3 separate regions of the Mus musculus genome follow, and all the other regions are linked to region 3. The links are chromatin loops, found by intact Hi-C in ENCODE. Cell type or tissue: left cerebral cortex. All regions are shown on one strand. Links, peaks and the distances in the headings refer to the core of each region. The heading gives the core; the rest is flanking DNA.

Region 1 (7,518 bases), core at 2,376-4,875, 580 kb before region 3:
TTGATTCATCCCTATATTCACATGTGTATCCTAGGCTGTGGAGACATTGTTAATATAAATAGATTTTAGCAACCAAATATGCTATAAGCCACAGGGGAGATGACTCTAGAGCAGAATTGCCTACAAGCACAAGTATCAATGAAAAATTTGTTTAACTCAAGAACATAATTTCTTTTCATTGTTTAGGTAGACAAAATATAGATGAAACATCAAATAATTCTCCATATTAAAGAAAAATCATTCTTTCAGACCATAGCCCACAAATTCCCAAAAAAATGTCCCTGGAAAAATTAATTCAAATGTTTCCTTTACTCCTTCCATTCTGTTTATCCTTTCTTTTCATCTATTATCTATTATCTTACATATATTGTGCATTCACCTAGAGCTTGTCAGACATTATAAAGGTGCTAGATGTTAAATCTAAAAACAATATGTAAAACCTCTGATTGCTGAAGGGCCCACCCAAATGTCTACATATGAGAAGACTGAATTTTGGCCATAAATGTAAGTAGACTAGATTCTCTCTCCAGTAAGCAGTATTCTGATTCAACAAACTCCCCAAAGTAAGATAATATTCACAAAGACAGAGGAAAACTACCATCTTTTGGTTCATATAGGACTCAAATATTTGAGAGAAAGAATATGTATCTGTAAAGGTACACTTTCTACACATGGAACAGAGGTTGGCTCATTTCATACTCTGTAGAACTCAGGCTTATAGAGGGAAAGACAATGGGGAAGGGTGTGGGAAAAGGAAGCTGTTCTTGGGCCCTTGTGATATTTCACTACAGCTCATTAACATTCAGACCTAGAGAAAGCTGTGAATCTGATGCTGATGGTTCATTCCCAAATATTCAGTGAAGAGATATTGGTTTTATGAGATAAATATCATTGCTGGGTGAACCAAAGTTCTTGTTATTGAGGCCTTACCAAGAGTAGCAACTCTTCTCTAGAAATAAGAGATTTCTTGCTTATCTAGTAGAGAACACTAGGGACCAACTGTCCATACAAGGTCTATAAAAGAAGCATTAAAGCCACTTGTTGCCATCAAGCAGAAGAACCACACAGGTAGCCAACTATCAAAACAGAAGAGATAAAAGCACTAGTACTTACTAAGCCTAAGGGTTGTTGATGAGAGATCATAGGGAAAGTAATTCTTCTAAGTAGTAAAGGGACTAAAATCTCAGGCAATTGGGATTTGGAGTATTTCTTTAATTTTCTTACATTTATTCTCCTGACAGGTGAGGCTAGTAATGAAGAACTGTCATGGAAACACACCATAAAAAATGGCAATACAATAACACATAGTGGCTAAGGAATGGCCATTTTACAAAAAACATTTGTCTAAGCTTGTGGAATACCAGATCATTTAATATTCACAAGTAGGATATGAAACAGATATAGGCTGTGGCCCTAACGTATGTGACCTTTGGGAATACATGCTGGAATTTGAACCTCAAAATGATAATATTAAGTGCTGGGGATTTTTAAAGGTGATTAGGTTGTGAGCATTCTGCATTTATTAATGGGACAACTATTGTAAAGTGCTATAGTCTTTATCCCTGTGTTGCCTTTCTACTATGTGATGAGACAGAGAGATGCCACAATCTTTGAATCAGAAAGTAAGCCTTAATAGACAATCATCTAATTTTAGGCTTTCTGCCTTCAGTAATTGGAGATATGATTTTCATCCATGTATATATTATCTAATATAAGTATTTTGTCACTTAACTATTCTGTAATAGAAGCAGAATTAGAATAAACAGTATAATTAACATCCAGAAAATTATATAAGGAAATCAAGACCTAATAAGCTTAAAGTTCCTATCTGGAATATCATAGTTACTGTGATATAAATGTATGTTAGAACCCATGAGAATGAAAACAGAGGATATGCTGTGTCTATAACACCAAACTACTCAGATTACCAGTTCTGTAAATCCATGTCTCCAAACTAGACATAGTCCACTCAGAGTTGAGACATTCTTGTCCAATGATTCATCAAAGCCCTGATATGGGATTCTACCGTTCAGATTCTGCTTCCCCGTCCAACAGGGTGTGATCAGCCTGCTGGAGCAGAAGAGATCTCAGGTGTCTGTTAGCACAATGAGAATAAACTCTCAGAGACAGTTTCAGTGAGACAGCTCATTAATGGGGGAGAACAAAGGCTCTGTAACCTTCAGGGGATTTCAAGTTGAGCATGCATCATAGGCCAGAGCCAGGGCACTAGTGATGCCTCATTCACATAAGGAGGAATTTCAGGTGCTGCTGGGCATGATCTTATAAGGTGAAAGGAAGCTTGACCCGGCTACTGGGCTATGTGACCTCCTAAATGTGGGAGCACAGTGCTGGGATATGCAGGCCTGGGGTAGGAGGTATACCAGTCCTACTCCTCCTGACCCCAAAGTTTAGACATGTCTCAACCCAGCTCTTGCTCTGTGCTCCATCTCCCACAATTCCATGGATCTGCAGCCACATAGGATACCTCTTGAGGCAATATGTATTCTGCTGCACCAGTGTATAGAATTTGTTATTCACCCTTCATTCCCAGGTACACTGATTCATTTCTCTAAAAGAGCTACCTTGCACTTCTCCAAATGACTTCTTTCTGACAGTTTTGAACCTTGCCAGATTCTGCTTGTCTCATGTCCTCAAGGTTCCTTCCCAAAATAAGCAGGTTCTACTACCCCATATTGCCCCAATGGATAAAAATAATCAAGTAAAGGGAAGCCTGCAATCATTCAACAGTCATCTTTGTAGTTCTTCCAAACAGTATGCTAAATAGCGCGTATGAATTTTTTAACTAATAAGATCATAATCAAATCTAGAAGATGCATCATCTTTAGTGAGATCTATAAAAATTTGCATAACTTGCTAGGCATTCAATATGTGATATGACAGGAGAACTCAGTAAAGAGAAAGTACCCTGGAACTTGAAATGCTAGGCTTCAAGAGATTATCTTTTCAGAAGCTTCTTGAAGTCTTCAGACAGATAAGAAAATCAGATTTCCATAGGATGAGGTCAGTGTGGTCATTCCAATAAAAGGGATCTTTACCATCTCAGGATTATATGAATATCTAGGACTGTCTTTAAATAAAATGGTTCTCTGAGCAATGTTGATGTAAATGATTGGGCAAGAATGGTCAACTTTAGACTTCCTGTTTGGTAATAATGACCTCACCAATTTCACTTCTACTGAAGGTCGAAACTTTATAGAATGTATTTTATTTTCCACATTGATAGTAAAATAGTTTGTCCATTGTTACATTGTGATAGATAACAGGGATAAGGAGAAGTGCCAGTTCTACCTCCTGTATAATTGAATTTTTGTCTACCCAACTGTAGCTCAAAGTCTGGATCACCATTTAAATCTAAAGGAAGCCAGATGTGATAGCATATGCCTTTATTCCCAGTAATTGAGACCAGGAAGGACTACAGAATAAGATCCTACCTCAAAAATAAAATACTAAAAGAAAACAAAATAAAATATAAGAATAAAAGGAAACTAAGAAGAAGCAGAAAAAATTTGTGGCCAAATAATCATGGAAAACATCATAAAACTAAGAAGATCCCATTGTTGAAAGTGGTCTTAGTCTTTGCACTAAGCAAAGTGAAAAAAAAATCTCTAATAGACATACAGATGGCAGTATTTCCCAACATGGAAGCACCTTTGAGAAATTCACTCATTAAATATATCTTCTAGGAGAATGCATTATACAGCTTTGGGAAACAGAACAGAGTTTCATGTGCTGCAGAAAAGAGGAGGATCAGGGAGGCAGCTATGCAGGATTAAAGCTTGCCTGCTCTATCTATAGCAGTAAATATAGGCAGCCAGACGCTACAGCTTCAAGTCAGGTCAACCGTGGCTGAACACATGTCAGGAGCTCAATCAATACTTACAGAATTGAATTAGAACAGAGAATACAGCAATCCTTTCCTCTCACCAGAGGTGGCAACAACTGCAGAACTATTTAGAGGCATGCTTTGTGGAAACTGTGTTGCTGATACTTTGATGGTCACCACAGGCAACAAAAGGGCATAGTGTGAAGTTCTCTTCCTCTGCAAAATCCAGTAGAAAATTCAAGAGCTTTTCTTCCTACTCAAGATCATTTCCCTTCTTTACCCCCAGCCTCCATTTGTGTCTTAGAGTTTTATGCTATTTGTTCTCAGATTTTCAGAGGAGGCATAGTTTGCTACTCAATTACATCAAACATTTATGTATTTTACTTTGAAGATACAATATTAACACTTTATGATTACACAGAGATAACTGAAACATTGTGGTTTTTAAGTTGCAAATCCACAGAGCTGTTATGAAAAATGTATATTAAGTTTGCACAGTTTCTCCTATTGTCAGGTGAGAGATAATGAACATAGAATATCAAGAGAAAAAATAGGCAAAAAAAATAGATTAACATAACATTGAACTTATCCAGTCACATTTTCAATTAAAAAAATAGTAAGTTATTTTTCTCCAGAAAATGGTCAGAAAGAATAAAGACAACTCTCTAGACCTTTCAGGCAAGCTCAACAGCATCAGATTGAGGGACACCTGTTCCCTCTCCATTTCCTGGGCCAAGCTTTACTTGCATCTTTGGAGACCCACTGTCACCAAGAGGAACCAGATGGGATCCCACACCACCAAAGCCCCTGCCAGGTGTGTTTCCCAGCAAGCCCAGCATCCTTGAGGTCTGCCCTGTCTTCTCTAGGTTTCATCTTCTGGTGCAAACCTCTACCTGCAATCCCAGAGACCTGCAGCCATAAGGGACTACTATCTCTAGGGACAACCAGATGGCAAAAGGCCAATGTGAGAACAGGGAACATCAGCTCTGCCTGCATTCCTGGAGGTCTACTGCCACACAGGACAAGGTCTACCTTCAATCCCAGAGGACTGCTGCTATCAGGGACTACAAGGCCTGACAACCCTAGGGATAACCAGATGACAAAAGGCCAATGTAAGAACAAAATCAACAAAAGTCAGGACAATATGATATAACTGAAACCCAGCCATTCTACTACAGCAAGACCTGCATGCCCTAAAACACTTCAAGCACAATAAGCTGCCCTTCAATCTATTCTTATGAAGATCATAATGGCCTTTATGTAGAAAATGAATAAATCCCTTAAAGAAAAACAGGAAAATACAATCAAACAGGTAGAGACCATAAAGAGGAAATGCATAAATATAGAGAAATGCAGACAAAGCTGTCCACTTTCTCCCTACCTGTTCAATATAGTACTTGAAGTTCTAGCCAGAGCAATTCGACAACAAAAGGACATCAAGGGGATACAAATTGGAAAGGAAGAAGTCAAAATATCACTTTTTGCAGATGATATGATAGTATAGATAAGTGACCCCAAAAATGAGATCAGAGAACTCCTAAACCTGATAAACACCTTCAGTGCAGTAGCTGGATATAAAATTAACTCAAATAAATCAATGGCCTTTCTCTACACAAAGGATAGACTGAGAAAGAAATTAAGGAAACAACACCCTTCACAATAGTCACAAATAAAATACCTTGGTGTGACTCTAAAGGAAGTAAAAGATCTGTATGTTAAGAACTTCAAGTCTCTGAAGAAAGAAATTGAAGAACATCTCAGAAGATGGAAAGATCTCCCATGCTCATGAATTGGCAGGATCAACATTGTAAAAATGGCTAGCTTGCCAAAAGCAATCTACAGAATCAATGCAACCCCCATCAAAATTCCAACTCAATTCTTCACTGTGATAGAAAGAGCAATTTGCAAATGCATCTGGAAAAATTAAAAACCTAGGATAGCAAAAACTCTTCTCAAGGATAAAAGAACCTCTGGTGGAATGTCTATGCCTGACCTAAAGCTGTACTACAGAGCAATTGTGATAAAAACTGCATGGTACTGGCACAGTGACAGACAGGTAGATCAATGAAATAGAATTGAAGACCCAGAAATGAATCCACACACCTATGGTTACTTGATCTCTGACAAGGGAGCTAAAACCATCCAGTTGAAAAAAGAAAGCATTTTCAACAAATGATGCTGGCACAACTGGAGGTTATCATGTAGAAGAATGCAAATTGATTCATTCCTATCTCCTTGTACTAAGGTCAAATCTAAGTGGATCAAGGAACACCACATAAAACCAGAGACAGTAAAACTTATAGAGAAGAAAGTGGGGAAAAGCCTCGAAGATATGGGCACAGGGGAAAAATTCCTGAACAGAACAGCAATGGCTTGTGCTGTAAAATCGAGAATTGACAAATGGGACTTCATAAAATTGCAAAGCTTCTGTAAGGCAAAAGACACAGTCAATAAGACAAAAAGGCCACCAACAGATTGGGAAAGGATCTTTACCTATCCTAAATCAGATAGGGGATTAATATCCAATATATTACAAAGAGCTCAAGAAGCTGGTCTCCAGAAATTCAAATAACCCCATTGAAAATGGGTTTCAGAGGTGAACAAAGAATTCTCACCTGAGGAATACCGAATGGCTGAGAAGCACCTGGAAAAATGTTCAACATCTGTAATCATCAGGGAAATGCAAATCAAAACAACCTTGAGATTCTACCTCACACCAGTCAGAATGGCTAAGATGACAGCATAAGGTGACAGTATATGTTGGTGAAGATGTGGAGAAAGAGGAACACTCCTCCACTGCTGGTGAGATTGCAAGCTTGTACAACCACTCTGGAAGTCAGCCTGGAGGTTCCTCAGAAAATTGGACATAACACTACCGGAAGATCCAGCAATACCTCTCCTGGGCATTTACCCAGAAGTTTCAACTGGTAATAAGAATACATGCTCCACTATGTTCATAGCAGCCTTATTTATAATAAGCAGAAGCTGGAAAGAACCCAGATGTTCCTCAACAGAACAATGGATACAGATAATGTGGTACATTTACACAATGGAGTACTACTTGGCTATTAAAAACAATGGATTTATGAAATTCTTGGACAAATGGTTGTATCTGGAGGATATCATCTGTAGTGAGGTAACCCAATCACAAAAGAACTCACTTGATATGCACTCACTGATAAGTGGATATTAACCCAGAAACATAGAACACCTAAGATACAATTTGCAAAACACAAGAAAATCAAGAAGAAGGAAGGCCAATGGGTGGATACTTCATTCCTCCTTAGAATAGGGAACAAAATACCCATGAAAGGAGTTACAGAGACAAAGTTTGGAGCTAAGATGAAAGAATGGACTATTCAGAGACTGCCCCACCCAGGGATCCATCCCATAATCAGCCACCAAACCCAGACACTATTGCATATGCCAGAAAGATTTTGCTGGAGGGACCCTGTTATAGCTGTCTTGTATGAGGCTATGCCAGTTCCTGGCAAATACAGAAGTGGATGCTCACAGTCATCTATAAGATGGAACACAGGGCCCCCAATGGAGAAGCTAGAGAAAGCACCCAATAAGCTTAAGGGGTCTGCAACCCTATAGGTGGAACAACAATATGAATTAACCAGTACCCCCAGAACTCATATCTCTAGCTGCATTTGTAGCAGAAGATGGCC
Region 2 (7,518 bases), core at 2,376-4,875, 720 kb before region 3:
AGACAAACAGACAAAAAAACCATAAAACAAAACCAATGTCCTACCTTTCTTTTTTCATCATGGTTACTACATCCCTGAAAACTGTGAGCCAAAATAAATCCATCTTCCCTTAAGTTTCATTTGTCAATTACTTTGTCAAAGTAATGAAAAGGCATTTAATGTAAACAATGGTGGCTTATTCCCACAAATGAATATAGTGAGCTGGGGTCAAGGGAGACTAGTGATTGCTTTACATATTTCTAACATATTTTTCATATCAAACGTGTTAAAAATTATAGATTACAGATAAAAGACTTAAAGGACAAAGACTATCTAATTGATGGAAACTACAATATAAAATATATATTTAATAGTAAAAAGCACAGCATACTTGTGAGGCAAAAATAACCACAGATGAATCATGCCTTTAAGAAGAATGTATTCCAAAAGGAATGATGAGCTGTAAAATGGAATGAAAAGCAGAAGGAGAAAGAATCACATGGAATTAAAAAAAATCATATTTGAGGAAAAGAAAAGTGGCACTGATTTAAATGGTCAGGGAGATCTGATGAACAGCAGCATGCAGAATATACATAGATTGTGAATTAATTATCATAGAAATAAACTTTAGCAAGTCTTGCAGATGATGGAAAGCAAACTCAGGGGCAATGGCTTAGGGGGTAAAACATTTGACAAGTGAGCATGAATACCAGAATTCAGATCTGCAGCACCCATGTAAATGTCAGGTGGATATGGCAACCACTCTGTAATTCTGGTACTCAGAAGACTTTGACAGGTGGTCTTAAGAGAAAGATGGCTATCTAGACCAGCCATATTAACCATCTCTGAGATCAGTTGAGAGGATCAGTTTCAATGACTAATTTGGAGTGTGACAATCAAGGAAGACTCTGTACATAACCTCAAATGTACATACACAGAGCCACATATATGTTCAAGCTCATACAAATGTACATATGTGCACGTACAAAACACACACAGAGAGAACCTATAATACATTAAAAAACAAAAAGTCAATCCCAGAATTGTGTATGGAAAATGAGTCTTTCTACATATCTACAACCAAGTGAAGAACACAACCTGTAATAATAAAGTGAGATATTTCAAGGAGTTAATGAAGCTAAAGGACTATTCTATAAGGAGACGACTATAGCTAGCTGAAGATGGAGCCATATTCAACTGGCAGGCATTTGTTTGAGTGCCTAATTATACCTACAAGCCACCCTGTACTAGTTAAGTTTTTAAATGTTGCTGTATATATGCTGTGGAAGTTGGAAAGCATGAAAAATACTCAGATGTTATATATACCAGATTAGATTTTTGTAGAGAAAGAAAAATAGGCTGGCATGTCTCCATAGACATAAGCACACCATCATTTTATCAAGAATCTATTGTGAGTTGCTCTTTCCATGTCTTTGAAGAATTGTGTTGGAATTTTGATGGGGATTGCATTGAATCTATACATTGCCTTTGGCCACTTTTACTATGTTAATTCTGTCAATCAATGAGCATAGGATATCTCTCAATTTTCTGAGATTGTCTTCAATTTCTTTCCTGAGAGACTTGAAGTTATTGTCCTACGGGTCTTTCACTTGTTTGGTTAGTTACCCTAAGATATTTTATATTATTTGTGGCGATTATGAAGGGAGTTGTTTCCATAATTTCTTCCTCGGCCTGTTTATCATTTGTATAAAGGAAGGCTACTGATTTATTTGGGTTAATTTTATATCCAGCCACTTTGCTGAAGTTGTTTGTCAGCTGGAGAAATTGTCTGGTAGAATTTTTTTGGGTTTCATGTATACTATCATATCATATTCAAAGAGTGATACCTTTATTTCTTTGTTATCAACTTGTATCCCCTTGATCTTTTTGTTGTCTTATTGTTCTATCTAACACTTCCAGTGCTACATTGAGTAGATATGGGGAGAGTGGGCATCTTCGTCTTATCCCCTATTTCAGTTGGATAGCTTTAAGTATGTCTCCACTTAATTTGATATTGGCTGTTGGTTTGCAATAAATTGCTTCTATTATGTTTAGGTATGGGCATTGAGTTCAAAGTCCTTATTGATCAGAGAAATGTAAATCAAAACAACCCTGAGATTATACCTTACAGCAATCAGAAAGGCTAAGATCAAAACCTCAGGTGACAACACGTGTTCAAGAGGAGTTAGAGAAAGTAGAATACTCCTCCATTGCTGGTGGGATTGAAAACTGGTACAGTCACTCTGGAAATCAATCTGGAGGTACCTCAGAAAATTAGAAATTGATAGACCCAGCTATACCACTTTTGGGAATATACCCAAAAGATGCCTCCCCATGCCACAGGGTCACATATTCCACTATGTTCATAGGAGCCTTATTTGTGATAGCCAGAAGCTGGAAACAACCTAGATGTCCCATGACAGAATAATGGATACAGAAAATGTGGTTTATGTACACAATGGAATACTACTCAACTATTAAGAATGAGGACATTCTGAGTTTTACAGGCAAATAGAAAATATCATCCCAAGTGAGATTACTCAGACACAAAAGAACATGCAGTGTGTGTGCTCACTAATAAGTGGATATTAGCTAAGGGACAATAAGTACAGAATACCCAAGATACAGTCCACAAAACTCAAAAAGGTCAACAAGCTGAAGTATCCAAATGAGGACACTTCAGTCCTGCTTGGGAGAGAGAAGAAAGCTATCACAAGTAGGGAGGGAGGGAGAGACCTGGGTTAGGAGACCTGGGTGGGAGAGTGGGTAGGGGAGTGGGAGAGTTGGGGGAAGAAGGGAACCTGATCTGGTATTTGGTGAGTGGAAAAGGACTGAAGCCCCAAGGGCCAACAGAAAGAATGGAAACAGGTAACCTTGGCAGATAGGAGGTTAGTGGGGGCCCTCCGGAATGTAGTAGAGACCTGAGAGGTGAGAGAAGACACTCCCGACTCAAAGCGAGGCACCTTAGATGAAATACCCGACAGTAGGGATAGGGAACTTATAGAGCCCACCTCCAGCAGGAAGACAGGACATCAAGTGAGGAATGGAGTTGTCATCCTATATTCACAACTCTGACCCATAATTGTTCCTCTCTGAAATAATTACAGGGATGGAAAAGGAGAGGAGCCATGAAAAAGAAGGTCCAGAGACAGGCCTAAAGTGGGATCCAGCTCAAGGGGAGGTCCCAAGGCCTGACACTATTACTGAGACTATAGAGCACTCACAAAAAGGGACCTATCATGACTGCCCTCCAAAAGACCCAACAAGCAGCTGAGAGAGTCAGATGCAGATATTTGCACCCAACCAAGGGACAGAAGCAGCTGACCCCTGCTGTTGAATTAGGAAAGGCTGAAAGAAGCTTAGGAGAAGGGAAATCCTGTAGGAGGAGTGGCAGTCTCAATTAATCTGGACCCCAGAGATCTCTCAAACATTGGGCCACCAAACAGGCAGCATCCACCAGCTAATAGGAGGCCCCAACATACATACAGTAGAGGACTTCCCGGTTTCTGTTCATTCAGAGATGATCCACCTAACCTTCAAAAGACTAGAGTCTCCAGAGAGTTTAGAAGTCAGCTGGGGTGGGGGACATTCACATGGAGACAGGGGGTGGGAATGAGTTATGGGATGTGGAAGAGTAGGAGGGTGGTGGTGGGGAATAAAATATGGAATGTAAAAAAATTAATTAATAAAGAAAGAAAGAACAACAATAAAAGAAAACAATCTATTGTGATGAAAACCTTAAAATGTAACAATCTTTTTTGAGTTCTGTACTGTTTGGAAAAGAAAAAAGTTTCTATCTTTTATCATTTTTCTAATTAAGCATGAACCAGCACTAGCTTATATGGTACCTTTCAACAGAAGGAACAGTATTTTTAATTCATTAATGAATTAGGAAAATTGAAGCTTCCATTTGCATTCTATTTAAGAATAATGGAAGCATTAGAAATTACACTAAAATGGATTTATTTTAGGGAACAATTTTGGCTTTTAAACTATCACCTTTTCTATATTCACCTCAGAAAGAATGCTCTGGTTTTTTTTTTCAATTAGAGTTTTAGAGCAAATACTAATTATATTTCTGCTATTTAATAACCCTTTCCTTCAATTAAAAGATGGAGGTGAAATATAATTTATGATAAAATGTGCCAGAATTTCCAGCACCAACTATACTTGTCTAAATTTAAAAGCCTCCTCAACTTTTCCACCACACACACACACACACACACACACACACACACACACACACACACATCATTTTCTTTTTTACTTTTCATTTTTTGTTTGTTTTATAGAAAAAACATTTAATTGGAGACTTGTCTCAAATTTTACAAGGCTAATCCATGATGATCATAGGAGAGAGCATGAGGGCAGCCAGGTAGCTAGAGCAATAGCTGAGAGGTTACTCCCTGATTCACAGACAGCAAGCACACATGTGTTTGCATGTACACACACACACACACACACACACACACACACACACACACAATGAGAGAGAAATGGAGAGAGACAGAGAGAGAGAGACAGAGAGAGACAGAAAGAGATAGAGATAGATACAGAGGGAGAAACAGACAGAGACAGAGAGGATAGAGACACAGAAATATGGAGGCAGAAACAGAGAGACAGAAATAGAGAGACAAACAGAGAAAGAGTGAGCCTTGTATGGGCCTTTGAAATCTCAGAGTGACCCACTTCTTTCCATAAGGCCACACCTCCTAATCCTTCCTAAAAAGTTCTACCAACTGGGAACCAAGCATCCAATTAAATGAGCATATGCAAGGCTGCAAATCATCACAGTCTCCTGCTTTCATTTTTTAATCTGTTTTGTGTGATCTATTGAGATTCATTAAGCTGGCATGAACATTTGTGTTGATAGGGTTATTTAAGGTAACATGAGAAACTTATCAGTGACTAGAAAGTAAGGTGTCCTTCTCTTAGCAATAATCAACCGACAATAGTCTTTCAGAGATGGGTAAGGCTTCATAAATACAACCTTCATCCATGATAAGTTGTTGACAGTGCCCAGTCTTCTGTAAATCTTATGCGGTAACCACAGCTTCAGTGAGTATATCTCACAATAGACATGTAATTTCTAGAAGACATTTTTGAATTGTATTTCCCTCTCATCTGGCTATTACATTCTTTTTTAATCCATCTTCTGAAATGTTCCCTGAGCCATGTTGAGAATGATACAGACACCCTATTTGGTAGTGAGTATGCAATATTATTTGTTTTTAGTACATTGACCAGCTATGAGTCTATATTAACCACAGGCCACTATAATAGGAAGCTTTTTTGATTCAGGTTGAGATCACCACTAATATATGGATAAAAATGTAAGTATTTTCACATCAAAAATTAAGTTAGTTACAAAACATGTTATTGTAGCAAAATAACAGTAGTAGATTCTCTCTAGGACCTTTGACCTCCCTGGCCACAGACTCCTGACTGGGTTTCCAGTACCAAGCATGAGTTCATTCTTATGAAGCATGACCCAAATCTAAACAGATACAATTGATTACTCCATAACATTCATAGTGCTATTTGGGCACACCTTGCCTCAAAGGTTGATGTTGTGCCAGGGAAATGTTAGTGATCCCCCAAACACAGACAGAAGCCAATATGATGCAACCCACAGCATGATCTTTTTCTATATGAGCTAACTTACTCCCCAACCCCCATGCACCACTGCCACACAGGATGGTTTTGGTGGGGAGGGGGCCCAAAAGTCTATCAGGGAGTACTAAGCAGCAAACAGGGAGTACATGTGCAAGCATCTAACTGGAAAGCTACTGTGGCCTTTAACACAATAGGATGATATTGGGAGTCATATCATAAACTTAACTTCTGTTCCCCTCTGCATTGGTGGTCATTAGGCAAAGGGTGGGCATGTGAACTGAGGTTCGGGCTTGTTGGGGGAATTACCTGGAGACACTGGTCTTGTTGAGGGTGTAACATGGAATCTCTGGTCTTGTTGATTAGCATAGAGACTGAAGCTAGGCTCAGGTTTTGTTGTGGAGAAACTTGGAAACTAATGCTAGATATCAGCCTGTTAGTTTACCTGAGTTCAAACTTAGGTCAGGTTTTCTAAAATGGAGTCTGAACTTGAAAGATTTGGAATCTCAATATTCTGTTTGTTTGTCTATTTTTTATTAATGTATCCATTCACTTTACATTCCCAAAACAGTTCCCCTCTCCCTTTACCTTCAAACAGATCTAGCTTCCATTCTCCCCACCCCTTCTCCTCTAAGAAGTGAGAGCTCCACATGGGTAGCACAAATAACCCCAGCCCACCTCTGGCACATCAAGTCAGTGCAGATCTAGGAGCATTCTCTCCCACTAAGGCCAGACAAGGAAGCTACAGGATCCAGAGGCAGTCAACAGACTCAAGGACATCCCCTGTTACAGTTTTTGAGGGGCCCACATGAAGACCAAGCTACACAGTTGTTACATATGTGTAGAGGACCTATATCCAGTTTCTGTATGCTCTTCAGATTGTGGTTCACTCTCTGAAAGCTGCCAAAGGTTTAGGTTAGTTGACTCTATTGTTCTTCCTGTGGAGTCCCTGTCCTCTTTGAGTCCCACAATTCTTCCTCCAACTCTTCCATGAAATTCCACTAGCTCTATCGAAAGTTTGGCTGTGGGTCTCTGCATCTGTTTTAGTTAGCTACTGGGTTGAATCTCTCAGGAGATAGATATGCTAGGTCCTGTCTGCAAGCATAACAGAGTATCTTTAAAAGTTTCCTGGATTGGTGTTTGCACAGGGAATAGGTCTCAATTGGGCTGGTTATTGGTTGGCCATTCCTTCACTCTCTGCTTCATCTTTGTCCCTGTATTTCTTTTAGATAGGACCAGCTTTGGGTAGGGACTTTTGTGGGTGGGCTGTTGTTCTTATCCCTCTACTTGGGGTTCTATGTGGCTACAGATGGTGGTTTCTTCAGATTCCATGTCTCATTGTTAGGCATCTCAGCTAAATTCATCCTCATTGACTCCTGGGAATGAGTTCCAGGGCTCCTGGGACTTGTGTGGGTAGATGCAGGAAAATAGGGCCAGAAGGCCAGGAAAATAAATGGAAACCTACAGTTGATTGTGTTTTTATGCTGGCTTTTAGCCATCTAATTGTTCCTAGTTTTGGAAGGCCTGGTAGTCCCTAATGGGAGTAGGTCTCTGGAGCTGTAGGTAGAGCTCCATGATGTCAGCAGGCCTCTGGGACTGCATGTAGAGCTGGTTGCCTCTGGTGGTAGCAACCTTCCAGAGATGCAGGAAGATCCGGTAGACTCTGATTGCTTCAGGCTGCTGGTTGTCTGAGGTGGAATAGGGCTCAAGGGATGCAGGTAAATCTGGTGGTCCCCGATGGTTGTAGGACTGTTTGTCCTGGGCATCAGTAGGCCTTCAGGACTGTAGACAGAGTTGTGGTTCAGAACATGAGTGCAGAGGGTCACGGTAGTGATCTCTGTTGCTGGGTTTGTCCAGAGAAGAAGGTAAGCAAGGAATTGGGTTAGGAGTCTTAGCAGGTGATCTCTGATGGCTCCAGATGTTTGG
Region 3 (7,518 bases), core at 1,721-4,220:
CAAGAAACTTAAAATACCCGAGATACAATTTGCAAAACACATGAAACTCAAGAAGAAGGAAGACCAAAGTGTGGATACTTCGTTCCTTCTTAGAATGGGGAACAAAATACCCATGGAAGGAGTTACAGAGACAAAGTTTAGAGCTAAGACGGAAGAAAGGACCATCCAGGGACTGCTGCCCCACTCAGGGATCCATCCCATAAACAACCACCAAACCCAGACACTATTGCATATACCAACAAGATTTTGCTGACAAGACCTTGATAGCTGCCTCCTGTGAGGCTATGCCAGTGCCTGGCAAATACAAAAGTAGATGCTTACAGTCATCTATTGGATGGAACACAGGGTCCCCAATGAAGGAGCTAGAGAAATACCCAAGGAACTGAAGGAGTCTGCAGCCCTGTAGGAGGAATAACAATATGTGCTAACCAGTACCCCCAGAGCTCATGCCTCTAGCTGCATATGTAGCAGAGGATGACCTAGTAGACCATCAATGGGAGGAGAGGCCCTTGATCTTTTGAAGACTCTATGCCCCAGTATAAGGGAAGGGCCAGGAAGTGCGAGTGTGTGGGTTGGGGTGCAGGGGGAGGGGGGAGGGTATAGAGGATTTTCAAAGAGGAAACTAGGAAAGGGGATAGCATTTGAAATGTAAATGATGAAAACATCTAATTAAAAAAAATGAAACACTGCCCTCTGTGTGTGTGTAGTTTTACCTTAATCAAGAATCCCTCAAAGAGAATATCTTGGTAAATATTGCAGACATCAAGAAAGAATTATACACAAAGTTTTTGGCACCTAACAATTTAATATCATCATGCCTTTTATTTTCAAGTAAGGTTTAGACCTGCTCATCCTAAGAATAGATTATCATTTCAATGATTTTAATAGTATGAGTCAAAGAACTTGATTAGCACCTCATAAAATTTTATAGCTTAATATCTAACCATATGTAGATGCATATTGAATAGCTAGTCTTAAAACTCTCTGGTCTAACTTTGTAAATTGTGAATTTTTAGATGTCAAGCATCTGCATGAAGTTTTCTGAGTATCATCTACATATAGTTAGAAGTAGTGTTGGAGACAGGAAAAGTTGGAGTTTAAAGACAAAAGAACATTTGCATTTCAGTAGTTCTATAATTCTGTGAAACCACTGACATCATCAATACACTTCATTGTATAAATACTGAAGGTTGCCAAGTTTCCTTCAAGGTTCATAAATAATAGTTGGGGGTGGGGGAGGTGTCCTGGGCCTTGTAGCCAAAACTTCTTCACTGTCACTTCTAGTGCTGTATTCACATTCCACCACAAAATGCCTTTTGTCTGGATATTTATGGCCCAAAGTGAGATTATAATCTAAAGAAAAAGGAGAAAGAAGGCATGTGGTTTAAAATATGATATTGTGGTGGCACTGAATTTTAGTTTTCGGTTTCAAAAGTTTTCTCCCATTGGAAAGAAAAACAATTTCTCCTACCTAATGGGAGGGCATCTTTTCGTTTATGAAGGCCAGAAGTTACTTGTAGCCAACTGTGACGCTGGATAGAATTTGAAATGTTTTGATAGGAGAGTGGATCATCAAGTTAGAGTAAGAAGTTCTGAGTTCTAATGCAGACAGTTCTAAGCTCAGAGGAGCTTTTTCTGTCTTTTTCATAAGGGTGGGCCCAACATACAGCTTTAGGAAAGAAGTGAAAGACTGTGAGAAAGAACATTGTAAGCAGTACTGAAAAGAACTGGAACCTTGCAAAGGATTTCTGTAATGGGGCATAAGCCGTGATGAGCTATTTTAATAGATTTTCAATTCCTATCTAATTTTTTTCACAGCATCTCCTCCAGCTGAGATATTGTAACTTACAGTGAGATGTTCACAGAACAAATCTGCGGGGGGGGGGGGGGAAGAGTTCAACAAAAGTTAGGTTTAAAAAAGTGTCCTTTCAACAAATTTTGTCATTTCTTTGCCACTTTCAGAAGAAGTTTTACACTGTTTCACAATGCTTTTTTTCTTAAAAATGTGGTTTTCCAAAATGCACTCCTTTCCTCTTCTTTGTGTAAATTAAGGGAAGTCTCCTTAAGAGGCCACCAACCTTTTCACCTTTTCCAGATAAAGCAGTAATCCTCTTCCATGACTATCTATAGATGAAGTCTCAGTCTCCAATCTCTTCCTAGACAATTCCTGGCAGCCTGGGGTGGGGGCAGGGTTCGATGTTTAACCTTGAAGACTTTTCGTATTCCAGATATAAGATACATGCCAGCACTTTTGGGAGTTCACCCAACTCCAAGTAGCATCTGAATGTCACAGTCCACTGGCATTGGAGAGAAAAGGGGGAGGCCCCTAGCCCTATCACTTCTAAATCACAGAAGAATCCCGGGATAGAAGGAATTCGGTTTCGTCTAGAAAGCAGGGGGTCTAAATATAGCACTAGTCTCATCACTATGCTTTTTAAAGCTTTTTGTACATGTCTGTATTTTTCTGTGTGTGCTTTCCGGTGAATATGTGTGGAGGAGCGAATGTTCCTGAGTTCGGGGCAGAAGGAGCAGGATTGTGAATAAATGAAAGGAAGTTGGGAAACACTTCTCATTTTTTGTACATCCCCTGAACAGCAATCTCAGACCAAAATGGAAAGGGGTCTTGAAAGCTGCCATTGACTCTCTATGGTAGTACTGAATAAGCCACTGGACTCAGAAGCAGACCTTTTCCTTGGGCAGCCTGCAACCTGCAGCCTGCAACGCAGGCAGGGAGGAAACCCCGAGGAGGCACTCCTGGCGGTCTCTTTGCTGAGGTAGCAGGAGCGGCAGCCTGCGGAGCCACGCGCAGCGTCACTGAACTGGTGCGGGAGCACCCAGCGCACAGGCCTGGAGCCGCGGTGCTGGCGGATTCCCGGCGCTGCAGAACACCGTGCCGCCAGCAGGAGCGCCCCGGGCTGGTGGGAGAACGCCGGGGGAGCCCGCGCTGCCCCGTGCGAGCCTGATGACACCTGCTTTGTGTACTCCAGGCAACTGAGGGACCTAGAGAGCTCAACTGGCTGTCTAAAAGCTGCGGGTGGTAACGGAACCAGAGAAAGCTAGAACATCTCATTTCTCCGCGGGACTGAGATCTTGCTCCTCCAAATTGCAGGGAGTCCAAGTAGAGGTCATAAGGGGCAAGCAAGGTAGTCCAAGAATGGCTGAGGTCTGGCAAGGTGGTGGTCATCCTCTCTGAGCCCTGGAAAATCTCCTTGACATTTTTCACACTTTGAAGCAGCTGCAGCTGGTGTCGTCGGAAAAGGGGGTGGGAGGAAAGAGAGGGGGCGGGGAGAGTGGGGAGTCACAGGCGCGAGCCAGGAGCAGCGCCTCGTCTGCCAATCCTGGCACCTGTGCGCCAAGCCGCGGCACCACGGAGGACCCCGTTCCGGGCCAACCCTGGGCTCCAAGCCACGGCCACCCAGCCTCTGGGCAAGCGCGACCTGCAGCCGCCCACCCAGGACCCCCGCCGCCACCCGCAACTGCGGGAGCGCAAGAGCCCAGCCAGTGCTTGCTGCGCCCCGGGCCACGGGGTCCCTCGCCTCTTCAGAGGCGTCGCGGCCAGCCGGGGCAGCAGCCGAGTTGGGTACACGATTCGCCCGCGCTGCCTTTCTCTTCTCCACCCAGGATTTATTGTCTGTGGAGCCTTCTGGGGGCGGGGAGGGAGCTGCGCCTCCGCCGCCGCCGCCGCCACTGCTGCTGCTACGGTCGCTAGCGCGGCGCTCTGGGCGGGCGGAGGCCGGGGACTGGCCGCAGTGGTGCTCCGGGCGGGCTCCCGGCTCCCCAGGGGCGCCTCTCCTCTCCTGCACCTGAAGGGCAGTGGCACCATGGTCTGACACCGCATCTGCCTGGAGTCCCCTCTGCCTTTGCTTCGGAGGACTCCCCTACTGGCTTCACTGCGGACCCCAGAGCACTTTAAGGAGTAACCCTCAGCAGCTGCAAGGCCTTCACTCCTTGGACCCTCATGGGTAGTTTCTGCTTCCGGCGATGTGAGTAGGGCATTGGGGGACCTCTGCCCACGGTCCAGGAGTGGGGATCTGGGAGGCTCAGGTGGCCCGGGTGCCTCAGCGTTGGGGCGGTTGCCGGTCTGTGGAATCCAGCGATAGCTGGACAAGTGCTTAGGAGCCCGGCGCTTTGGATGGTCAAGGGACTCTAAAGGGTTACATATTGCGAAAAGGAAAGGTGAGGAGCGAGTGCGGGGAACTGATGCTGGGACCACGGAGTCCTGAGAGATATGGCTTTCTGCATTTTTTTTTTTTTTTTGATCCTGGGGTATCCAGTCTGCTTTCCCCGTGGTGTGTGAGGGATGGAGCAAGTGTGATACACACACACACACACACACACACACTTGTGGCAGCACACACTTGTGCTTTATCTTGAAAGGTGTATTACTGTCTTGGTGTCTATAAAGGAATTATTGGGGTGTCACTGAGGGTGAAAAGAAAAGGGTGGGGTTTGGGGAGAAGAATGGGATGGGAAAGAAGGAAAGACTAAAGGACAGAAAGAAGTGGGAAGGGATGGGGCGAGTGCTTTCCTTGGAGTCTGAGAAGATGCTTGACTCTCTAAGCCAGGCAACTCCTTTGTGTTCTGTGAGAGAAGCTAGGGAATCTCACTGCTCCTGGTACAGCTCTGGGTCCCTTGGCATCCTCCGGGGTCTTTTGGGATTCAGGACATGCCTTGGATTGTATTTGAAAAAGGAGCTAAGACCGCCAATATTGGGGTAACTGTGACACTCTGCTTGCAGACAATTAGCTGGGCTACCAGAGATCTCCTATATCATCAAATTTAGAGTCAAGATGGGGGCGGGATGGGGGTGGGGGCTGCACAGATTGTCGTTAAAAACAGTGACTTCATAACCGAGATGGCTGCAAAATTGCTTCATTACACTACTTGGCCATCAGGGTTGGGGAGAGAAAAGATCCGCCTCCGCCCCCCACCCCCTTCTTGCTGGTTGCCCCTCCTCACCAAGGCACAAAGCAAGTGGCACCTCACCAGGCAGGGAAGGGGTTACTTTCACAACTCCTGGGAATCGGCCTCAGGAAGGAACCATCTGTGACTCCCACGTCCTTTCCAAGTTCTCCATCAAAAGGAATCTCAGAAAGCAGGAGGGGGTGGGTGGGAATTGAGGCAGCGGGCCTCCACCTGCTCTTTGCTATTACTTTCCCTGTACACTTAAGCACATCGGAATTACCTGCAGTGGTAATTGGGTCAGCAGGAGAGCATGTGCACCCGAGTCTCTAGATGGGGCTCTGCTGATGGATGAGAAGCAATTTGTGTTTGAGCATATTTTAACCTGAGCAAAATTTCTAAGCACAATAGAGGTTTTATCGCGTGGGCGAGCAGAGTGCATACCAGTGAAAGTGAACACGTGATCCCTCCAACGCAAGAGAAACTGTATTAGGAAGTAGCTTTTCTTTGTTTCAAGCTGAGCCTATGAGAAGCTCAGCATCCCAGTTGCTGAAGTTCCCTTTTATTTTTAATAAAGTTGACCAGAGGTGAAAGAAAGCGAAAGGGAACTCAGCCTGAGATGCCTCTTGGTTAGCAACATCCTACATTCTTTGTTTCAACGTTCCCTCCAGTACCCTCCATTCAGATATCTATCTGGTCCCAGCTGGTTCCTAGTTTGAAATGATACATTCTTTCTGAGGGCATAGGGGAAAGTTCTTCAGACCCTGAGCACAAGCACGTGCACATGGGTGCTCTAGAACACCAAAAGCTGCTGCCTTTCTGAAACGCGTGCTTCTGTCTCTGGTTGAAGCACTCCCAGTTGCTAGGTTCTAGAGAACCACCTGGAGGTCTTGCTGGGAATGAATAGAGCAGTCTGCCTGGCTTCCTTGAAAATACTCATCACAACAGGGAAGGGAGAGAAAGCAGGCTTCAGGGGTGATTTTATTTCTCCTTAACTATCTGAGACTAAAGTTATTTAGAGGTGTACTTAGCAATATCTGTATTTGAATTCCTCAGGTTTAAAAAATGTCCTGAATGTTGATAATCTATTAATTTAGTGTAAGTGGAGCTGATTTCCTACCCAATCATTAAGGGCAGTTACCTAACTTGGGAATCTCTTACTTCCAAGAGACCTTAAAAAGCTGATGTCTTTAAAATTTGAGCTGTATATGTCCTACCTGGACAATGCCCTTCCACCACACCAAGATGTCATGGGAGAAAAGGCACCCTCAATTTCCAGAATATGCCATGAGCTGAGAGATCTTTATGCACATTTTTTTTAATTTAACTTCTCAAAAAGATGTGTGCTCACCATGGCAACCCTTGCCTCCCACATCCAGGCTCCTGCACATATGCAGCTTCAGAATTAGAACAACTTCATAAGAAATGAACTTGGTCCAATTACAGGAGCCATGTTTTATTCAGAATTTTAGCATGCCTTTAGGCAAGCATGAATATTTTCTCAATTAATATAACATTCCATTATATTTTGTAAGCTTTTAATTTTTCCAATTTCTCCATAATTATAGAACGTAAACATGAACAGTTTAGTGTACTTTTTGTTTGCTTTGAATTTTTAGAAATTGAAGATATTGTTATTACAAATCTTTATTGCATATGAAAGGCATCCTGTATTACTGTCAGATTGCTAATCTGGGGTATTTCCAGTACATAGTGCATGGTCATAATTGTAAAAAAAAAAGTCTGTATTTGAATTTAAAACACTACATTTTTACAATAGCTGAAAAGTTGTAGATATTAGATTTTAATTGACATTAATATCTCACTGATGCTGTAATTTTGTTTGTTCAATGCCTGTAACCCAGGTGTAAGAATTGGTCACACATTCCACAGCACTAAAACTTTACACCTAAACCAAGAATACAAAGGGAAAGACTAACTGCTCATAAATTTATTGATGGGTTGTTTCTGGGTTGTTTTTTGTTTCTTTGTTTTTTGTTTGTTTACTCCACAAAAATTACTTCATGTTTTAGAAAATTCTAAATTTTGAAAATATGTGGTGCTCTTTAAACTCAAGAATTATAGTAGCCACACATACCAGCAATGAAAACATTATTTTGTTCTCTTCAGCAACTTACTTTTCAGGGCATCCTTTGTACTCCTTTTTGGGAATAAGAGAGGTCTAATTGTTCATGGGTTTGCATCTTGACTTTCAGAACAATTCTAATCTGTGACAGAGAGGACACATTCAGTTTGTGTTACTCTTTTCTGACTCTGAATGATATCCCCATGGAATGATAAAGTGGAGAGTTTCTAGGATCTTCTGAGAAACTTGATGCTTTCTCTGGGAATCTCTAAGGACAACATCAGTCTCCCATTGGGTATTTTACTGTTTCTATATTAGAACATGGAATTTGAACATAAAACAATTTTAACAGTGTAAAGCTACTGTTTCTGGGGAAGTAACAAAGCAGAAAGTATGGTCTTTAAGAATCCTTGAATCGGGATTCACTAAGCCTATATTCACACCATCAAGCAAAGGCCATACTTAATTTATATCAGGATTCACTCTGTGTAACATATTATGTGGACTTTGTCAAATGTATAATATCTGTC

Evidence for each region. Hi-C counts contacts between places; a loop is a spot of excess contacts. Peaks named below come from ENCODE experiments on the same cell type or tissue, not always from the same donor. Only the 100,000 strongest peaks of a DNase experiment are listed, where the experiment ranks them.
Region 1: it touches region 3 in a loop (4-fold over the local background); 4 of 42 quality-filtered maps call a loop at or near these places.
Region 2: a loop joins it to region 3, with 4 times the contacts of the local background. A loop is called at or near these places in 5 of 42 quality-filtered maps.

Annotation. Positions count from the first base shown.
Region 1 is chr3:159,140,298-159,147,815 of GRCm38, reverse strand. The region is part of intron 2 of Gm20752 (predicted gene, 20752); the gene reads right to left. Among named protein-coding and RNA genes, the nearest start is that of Gm20752, 68 kb to the right of the region's middle. In left cerebral cortex, for the core only: a CTCF peak has its summit at 3,657; a DNase peak (open chromatin) is centred at 3,804.
Region 2 is chr3:159,273,780-159,281,297 of GRCm38, reverse strand. The region is part of intron 4 of Gm20752 (predicted gene, 20752); the gene reads right to left. Among named protein-coding and RNA genes, the nearest start is that of Gm20752, 200 kb to the right of the region's middle. In left cerebral cortex, for the core only: no CTCF peak of the experiment used is centred there; no DNase peak of the experiment used is centred there.
Region 3 is chr3:158,557,571-158,565,088 of GRCm38, reverse strand. Lrrc7 (leucine rich repeat containing 7) reads left to right here and starts at 3,328. Exons shown (of 28, transcript NM_001081358.3): 1 at 3,328-3,983. In left cerebral cortex, for the core only: a CTCF peak has its summit at 2,890; DNase peaks (open chromatin) are centred at 2,871, 3,273, 3,603, 4,023 and 1 more place; H3K4me3 peaks cover 2,006 bases; H3K27ac peaks cover 2,094 bases.